Regions from separate parts of the Homo sapiens genome. Here region 2 is linked to region 1. The links are chromatin loops, found by intact Hi-C in ENCODE. Cell type or tissue: heart left ventricle. All regions are shown on one strand. Region 1 has its middle 74 kb from the start of LINC00963. Region 2 holds the start of LINC02913 (long intergenic non-protein coding RNA 2913).

Region 1 (4,000 bases):
AAAGGGCAAAGGTCTCCGTGACCAAAGGCTAACCGCATGTCCTTGGAAGAGAAAAAGAAAAAGAAAACATGAAACAGGCTAAAGGGGTCTCTGAAAGTTGTTTCCAAAACCTGGGTTGTTCACTAGGAGTTGCTTGTAAGTGTAAACACTTTTTTATTTTTATTTTTTGAGATGGAGTCTTGCTCTGTTGCCCAGGATGGAGTGCAGTGGCATGATCTTGGCTCACTGCAACCTCTACCTCCCAGGTTCAAGTGATTCTCATGCCTCAGCCTCCCTAGTAGCGGGGATTACAGGCGTGCACCACCACGCCTAATTTTTGTATTTTTAGTAGAGACTGGGTTTTGCCATGTTGACTAGGCTGGTTTCAAACTCCTGGCCTCAAGTGATCCTCCTGCCTCGGCCTCCCGAAGTGCTGGGATTACAGGCGGGCCGTGCCCGGCCAACATTTGTTTTTCTGAACCCATGGTATGGTGTGCACTGCAGAGGCTTTTTCCTCTGGCTTCCCTGTCCAGAGCAGCAACTGTATGCATTTGAGCTGATAATGTCCAAGAGTGGGGAGCTGAGTTAGGAACAGAATCACAAACTTTAATTAGCAGGATGACATTAACATCCCAGCAGGGGCTTGGGGGCGTCCTTCAGGCCCATCTGATCCCGGTGGACACCTCCCCACAGGACCCGCAATCTTGGGACACTGGAAGCCAGGCGCCCTTTGAGGGTGGAGGGAGGCCACCCACCTCCCCATGTGGCCAGAAATTGCATGCCCCGGCAGCCTGCCCTGGCTTGGTTCAGCAGGGCCCAGAATGTTCTGGTCTTTATCTGGTTTAGTTTTAAGTGCTTCCAACGGCAGCAGGGCTGTTCCACCACAGTCCCCAGGAAATTGGTCCGTGTAGGACGGAGCCTTCCCGAGAATGAAGTCATCTGTTCCTTTTTTATTTTTTGTTGCCTTTCTCCTTCAACGCGAGTCACCGGGCCTCTGCAGTCCCTCCCCGCGCCAACGCGCCCCGCCGCGGGGCCCGGACGGGGTGGCGGGGGAAGGGGCGAGGAGCAGGGCCCCGGGGTGCGCGGCCGCCCGACGCCCCCTGCTCTCGCCCTGCCCCCCGCCCCGGCCCCCGCCCGCCGCGGCCTGAAGGTGAGCTCCCGGGGGGCCGCCCGAGCTCCGGCGCGGCCCGCTCGGCAAACAATAACAGTAAATAACGCTCCCTTGTCAACGTAATAAAAACGGAAACGGTTACAATGTTTTTTAATAAGCGTCCCCCATCAATCTCCCTCCCCCTCGTCCCGGGCCGTGGGCACCGGGGAGGAGGGGGAAGGGTGGGGGGCACCGGGGCGCGCTGCTTGGGGGACCCGGGGTGCAGGAGGAGGACGCCCGGGGGAAGAGGGGAAAACACAGCAAGTGAGAGACGAGGGGGCGCGAGCGGCCGGGGTCACGCGCGCCAGCCGAGCCGGGAAGCGGCCGCGGTGAGTAACACCGTTGCCATGGCGACGTGGCCACGAGGAACAGGAAGCGGCAGAAATAGCAGCCACCGCGGCCCGCGCCGCCCGGCCCCTCCCCCCAGCCCGTTGCCACGGAGACCGGGCCAGAGCGAGGCTGCGCGGGCGGCCGCGGCCGCCTGCGCCCCAACCCGCGCATGCGCAGCGGGGCCTGGCCCACGAGGGCGTCGCGGGTGTGTCCCGTCGCCGCGCCGGGGCCACCTGGACCCCCAGACCTGCCCCTGCCGCCCGCTTAGGTGGTGGTTCGGGGGCCGGGGGAAGGAAAAGCCAAATCGTTCCTTGTTTGCCTTTGGAAAGCCGCCCTGCCATTGTTCCGGGCGGATTCCTTGGTTTCCAGGCGCTGTAGGCCAGGAGAGGAGGGGGCAGGAACCCCGGCCCAGCGGTCCCAGACGTTTTCGAAGCGACAGACCCTGGGCCCAGCGCGGGGACGCGGAGGGGACACGGGCTAGCAGCCCTGCCCTCCGGAGCTCAGGCCCAGTCCGGGCTTCCCAGGCCCCGGGGCTGCCCTCCCGGAGCCCGACCTCCCCTGGGGGTGGGGGTGCTGCCCCGGGGCCCCCTTCCTGGGTTTCCTGGTCCTTTTGTTCACGTATCCCCCTCCCCGGATTGAACCAGCAAAGAGCACAAAGCAGAAAATACATCCTTGCCGCCCGCAGGCTCCCTCATCCCGCAGAAAACTCTGAAACAGTCCACACCCGTCCCAAAGTTGAGAGAAACCTGGACGTTTCATAAACAAAACCCGCCCTCCAGCAGCGTGTTTATGTGGAGGCGGCCTCGCGTGTCTGAGGCTGGGGTGTGTGTGCTCGTGTGTGTGTGTACGTGCGCCGGGGACACGCGATCATCTCTCAGGTGTTTGTGGAGAATTTTTTTTCTCTCCAGATTTTGTTTGGTTTGTTTTTAATAAGGGTCAGAGGTCTGGGCTTCTGTGGGGAAGGGGCAAAGGTCATCTCGGATGGCCAGGCTGGGAGGTCCTAGGGGGAGGGGTCGCGGGGCCTGGGCTGCCGGGCGAGGCGGGAGCCGGTGGGAGTCAGCGGGGACAGGCTCCGCGAGCTGCTCCTGGGGTATGGCCCCAGAGAGGACCCGAGCCAGGACTGGGATCTCTCTCCCCTGAGCAGGGCAGCTGTCACTTCCCCGGCCCCTGTCCTGGCCACACTGGCCAAGAGAGAAGGCAAGCGGAGTGGCCCCGGTCTCTGGGGCTTTCTGCATTGGAAAGGGGAGGCTTTTGTTTTTTGTACAAGGCGGACTTCAACTTTCAGCGAGCAGGCTGACCAGATGGGAATGTAGACAGGGTGTGCGGGGAAGGGGGACCGCATGCTTCAAACCTCCTTCCTGCCACCATCGCCTAGCAGCCTGAGCCCCCACTGCGGCCCTGTGCTGGCTGAAGGGAGGGAGGGGCTAGGGCTGATGTTTCTTCTTCCCTCCTTCCCCCACCCCCCTTTTCCAGATGTGAGAAAGGAACCCCGCCCTGCAGGGGAAACTTGTCTGGTGTCCAGAAGACTTAGGATCCACGGTGGAGGTCTGGGTGCCATATTGCCGTCTCTCCTTGAAGGAGAAGATGAACACATAGGGAGAAGGCGCCTGGGAGCTGTCGCTACAGTCTAGAGAAGCCCCACCTTGGCCCAGCAGTAGCCTGTGCTGAGAACCGGGATTCCAGGACCAGACAGTCCTGGCGGTGGATCCCGGCTCTGCCGAAGCCACAGCTTGTGTATCTGGACAACAGGGATAGCGCAGTGCCCGTGTCACAGGTGGTGATGGCTCCTGGAGGTGGTGCACACAAGCTCGTGGCATGGCATCTGGTGCACAGTAGGTGCTAGAACATAGAAGCTGTCATTGGAGCTGGTGTGACCCAGGATGGCCACCTTGGGTCTCTGACACTCTGGGGCTGGCTGTGTCCCAAGGCAGGTTCATCTTTGGTCCAGCCTCCAGGAAAGGAGCACTGGACTGGGGTCAGGAGAAGCCGAGGCCAGGGGTTCTGCCACCAACCCATTGTGTAATCCGAGGCAAGTCCCTGAGCTGCTTTGAGCCTCAGTCTTCCCATCTGGCAAATGGGGATAATAATCACAACCACCATTGATTGTGAACTTACTCAGTGCCAGGTACTCCACCGAGGTCTGTACATTTCCTTATCTAATTCTGCCCTCAAAACAACCAAGTGAGGTAAAGACCACGATGATCCCACTTTCACAGATGAAGGGGCAGAGCCTCAGAGAGGTGAAGTCACTTGCTGGGGACACAGCTGGAAGATGGTGCAGTCGCTGTCACACACCCCTGAGAGCGAGTGTCCAGCTGCTGCTCCTGTCTCTGTTGTTCCCCTGCCCTTCCTGCTCACCCCCTGTACTTTTCGGTGGCTCCGGCCACAGCCCTCCCTTTGTATTTGAACCCTTGGATCCAGCCATTCTGGAATCTTCTGAGTCTGGTGCAGATCCAGCCCCCTCAGTGGGAGACATCCTCAGGGGTAGATGGTGGCTTGAAGAAAGCCAGGTGGGCCCCACATGGTCCCCACAGTCAACCC
Region 2 (4,000 bases), 93 kb before region 1:
CCACTTATACCCTAGATACCAATCCCTGGGGATGGATGTCATCAGTATCCCCATTTGACAGATAAGGAAGGTGAGGTTCAAAGGGCCTCCTGCCCCCCGTCGCCCCCGCCCTGGCCCTGTACCAGCTTCGAATGCAGTGGCAGGGGGCCACGATCTTGTGCCCAGGCCTGGTTCTCCTACCCCCAGCAGCGGGAGAGAATGCCGGGGAGGCACGAAGCCGATCCCTCCCCAGGGGGCTCCCACAGCTCCCAAGCTCACTGACACTTGGGTTTCCTTCCTCTCCTCTGGCCCTCCCCTGGCCCCCTCTGCTGCACCCCCAGCTTGTCCCACCCACCCTTGAGCTCGACCCCTCTCCCTCCCCGGTTCCCACCATCAAAAGCGCCTGCTGCAGGGCTTGGCTCTGTTTGGTTTCTCCAGAGCCTGCCCAGGGAGCTCTGCCTCTCGGAGGCTGTGTGCTCACTTTGCAAAACAGCAGAAATTTATAGCCCAAGTAATTGATCACGGCGCTTCTGCCTCCCTCCATCTCTCTCGGGCTCCTAATTCCCTTCTCCCGCTCTTCTCTTTTTTCTCAGCGCGCCATCTGTGGTGTCAGAGAAAAGGAAGCCAAAAGTGGGGGGGTGTTTCTAGTCCCAGTTCTGCCAATTACGAGTCACATGAACCTCAGTTTCCCCATCCGCAAAACGGAGAAGCTAATAATACCTGCTCACAAGTGTGCCGGGCCCGTGGAGGCCGGGGCCGGGAGGAGCACCCAGACGGAGTGACTTCTGGCCCTGAGCCACCCTGTGGGGGTGCAGGGTGGGGTGGGGGCCCACCTTCCCAATGGGGACACTGGGGCCAAGAGAGCTCGAGCCATTCACTCAGGGTCGCAGAGCTGGTAAACAGCAGCCCTGGGGCTTGAACCAGGTGAGTTGTACCTCAAAGACGGAACCATTAGGCCACACTCCCCCGACGCCGGCCCCAGGGCCCATCAGAAAACAGGTGAGCCTCCCCAGGCCTCCCAGACCCCTATTTCACTCCATTCTGGAGCTAACTGTGGGGCAGAAGGAGAGGCCACTAGGGCAAAGTGAACACTTTGCAAATTGTAGAGAGCCGCGAGGATGGAAGGAAACTTCACAATCATTCCCATCACTCTTCAGGGCCGGCCCCCCTGGATCAGACCCCTCCACTGTCTGGGAGACTCACTGGGACCTAAGAGCTTCCCTGGCCCTCAGTTGCTGTCTCTCCCTCCAGAGAAGCTGTATGAATAGCGGCCTCCCTCCGGCCAGGCCCCTACACCTGCCAGTCTCCAGGAAGGCCCACAGAACCTTGCAGAACAACTCACAAATGACCCCGAAGAGCACTTCACTCGCCCTTCCGTGGCAGATGAGGCAGCAGACCTGGGAGGGGAGGCCCAGGTTCCCGGCCCGAGCTCTGGGGGGCCCGGGGCTGGAAACTCCCCTCTGAGCCCCACTCCAGGGCGGGGCTGAGGCCATTCCTGACCCCTTCTGTTCGGTTCTGGGGGATGGGGGACGAGTGCTTCCAGGGGGGAAAGTGCTTGTCTTTTTTCCCCTCCGCCCTCAGTCTAGCTTGTCTCTGCCTGTGTACGTCTCTCTGTCTCTCGCTGTCTCTGTGTGTGTCTTTCTCTCCAAGCCCCCAGCCCGCAGGTACGGGCTTGCTTCCACCCGTGCGTGGCCCCCAAGACTGAGCACAGCTCCTCGGGTGTTTGCATCCAAGGTGCCCACAGCGCCCCGGCCTCCTCCCTTCCCCATGGCAGCCCCGGGGGTTGCTCTGGGCAGGGCGGTCCGCAGCTCGGGGGCGGCGGGCACGTTCTGTTCCCCGCTTTCGGGCGGGGACCGCAGGCTCCAGCCCCGGCGGCTGCCTGCTCCCGCCTGGCTGGCGGAGATGAGAGCCGGCTGCAGGGCTGGGAGCGAGGCAGCAGCACACAGAACAAACAGAATTTTTTTTTGCAACTAGAGGGGGAAGCACAGAGCTAAAAATAAAACGAAAAGATCAGTATCTGTCAGTCTGACAGCTGATTGGCTGCTCGGAGATGCATATAATTACCAGCAACTGGCGCTGGGTAGGCAAAGCCGGGAGAAACTGCTGAGACGAGGTTAGGATTTAACCTTTAAATTCTGGAGCCATCGGAAACCGAGGGGAGGACGACGGGTGTCGGTGCTAATGAGGCTGGGGGCGGGCGATGCGCGGTGGGCCTCCGAGTCCGGGGCAGGTCTCGGGGGTTCCCCGGGGAAGGCCCTGGGAGCCCTTGGCCCTGGCGGCCTCCGCCATCAGACTGGGAATGTCTCTGATTGGGTGGCCAGGAGGCGGTGGCCCTCCTCCCCGCCCAGCTGAGGGGTGTCGTCTTCCGCGAAGTTAGGGTCTCACCTGGGAGGCAAGGAGGGAGGGGGCTGCCTGAGGCCCTGGGCCCCTCCGGGACTGGCGCACCCCGTCTCACCCACATTCCTTCGCCTTTCCCTGCCCAGTGTGGATTTCCAAAACCCATCCCCGCTCCCCTCCTTCCTTCACCCCAAGTCACCCGTTCCCAGCTCTGTTTCTTGCCCCACCCAGGGAGGGCTTTTCCGCACCTCAGGCTTGTCCTAGGGCCCCCAGACAGACAAAAACTGCGGCAGTTGAGGGGTGTTGTGCTCTCCCTAAGCCTCAATTTCTTCATCTGTTAAAGGCAGGTGATGAAAATTGGGCCTACCTGGCTGCTGGTCAAATGCCAGGGCTGCTGTGGGCCCAGCCTTGCATGTTGACTCTCACCTGAGCCAGGAGTCAGGAGATCGGGGTTCTAGTCCAGCTGGGAATTGTCCCAGTGTGAATTGGGAGTAAGAGTTCCTGCCCTCTGACCTCTCCAGGTGGCAGCGGGGACCACGTGAGATGGCGTATGTGGCCTTGAGCGATAAACCTCACCTGTCGGGGGAGGTGGGCGAGGAAGCCTGCAGCTCCTGGAACCCACCACTTTTCTCTCCCAGGCCCTTGCCCAGGCTGTGGCCTCTGCCTGGAACCCCTTTTCTTCCCATCCGAGCCCTTCCCTTCAGTGCCTCTTCCTCTGGGAAGTCCTCTCTGGTGCCCAGCCCGTCCTCTTCTGCCCACTCTGGGTTTCGCACCCCATGCTTAGGCCCTGATTGCCTGCTTTGCACACAGGGCTGTGAGCTCCATGAGGGCAGGAACCACATGGCTGTTCACAGCTGTGTTGCCAGGGCCTGGCCTGGAGACCCTCAGGAAGTGAGACATCTGAATCCTCTGCTCTGTGACCCTGGCAGCCAGGTAGAGCCATCTTGGCCATGGCACCCAGGCTTGGAGCAAGCAGCAGCCTCATGGGTGGGGAACCACGTTTCCCCAGCACATCGGCAGGCCCTAAGGGGACATTCGCTTGGCTCTGCCCTCAGAGCACTGATGCCCGGGGGACACTGCCCTTTGTGTGTCCCATGTAAGAGAGGATGCAACCTTAGAGGGGGCAGGGGTAAACATGGTCCCAGGCCCTGTTGTCCCCTCCTAAGAAAGTTCCCAGTTCTGCCTGTCCATCCCTGGCCTTTTCCCTGTGCTGTCTGGGACAGTGGGTGGAGCTGCCGCTGAGCGGTGGGACCTAGAAAACACATACTGACCTATAGGAGGCACTGCCCAGAGCTCCTAACTGGGGTGGGGTGCAAAGGAAAGGTGGGTGAGGGAAGCAGAGAGAAATCATATTAGTAGCTCACACGTCAACAGTCTAGCTGTGTGCCTGCCTCTCTCATGCACTTCATGGGGATTATTTCCTAGAATTCCCACAAGAGCCCCTTGCAGGTGGTGCGATTGTTAGCTATAATTTGAAGATGAGGAAACTGAGGCACAGAGTAGTTAAGCAATGCACCCAGGAGCCCACAGCTAGGGAGGACAGAGGCTGGATCCAGCCCAGTCCCCTGTCTCCTGGGGCCAGGCCCAGCGCTCCCACCTCTCTGATAAGGATAAAAAGGAGGGAGCGGGAAGGGAGATATTCCAGAGGCAACTACCATGAGACCTCCCGGCAGAGAGGCTTGAA

The links. A loop is a pair of places that touch in the nucleus more often than their neighbours do. Peaks named below come from ENCODE experiments on the same cell type or tissue, not always from the same donor. Only the 100,000 strongest peaks of a DNase experiment are listed, where the experiment ranks them.
Region 2: it touches region 1 in a loop (2.4-fold over the local background); 24 of 110 quality-filtered maps call a loop at or near these places.

The regions. Positions count from the first base shown.
Region 1 is chr9:129,412,287-129,416,286 of GRCh38, forward strand. No RefSeq gene overlaps it. Among named protein-coding and RNA genes, the nearest start is that of LINC00963, 74 kb to the right of the region's middle. RefSeq lists silencers at 1,148-1,227, 1,248-1,417, 1,528-1,737, 1,878-2,017 and an enhancer at 2,599-3,418. In heart left ventricle, no CTCF peak of the experiment used is centred here; DNase peaks (open chromatin) are centred at 945, 1,505, 2,245, 2,595 and 1 weaker place; H3K4me3 peaks cover 2,230 bases; H3K27ac peaks cover 3,603 bases.
Region 2 is chr9:129,318,955-129,322,954 of GRCh38, forward strand. LINC02913 (long intergenic non-protein coding RNA 2913) reads left to right here and starts at 2,062. Exons shown (of 2, transcript NR_149714.1): 1 at 2,062-2,092; 2 at 2,838-3,649. RefSeq lists enhancers at 1,532-1,591, 2,072-2,121, 2,444-3,012, 3,013-3,580 and a silencer at 1,752-1,871. In heart left ventricle, CTCF peaks have their summits at 1,940 and 3,580; DNase peaks (open chromatin) are centred at 1,855 and 2,202; H3K4me3 peaks cover 1,780 bases; H3K27ac peaks cover 4,000 bases.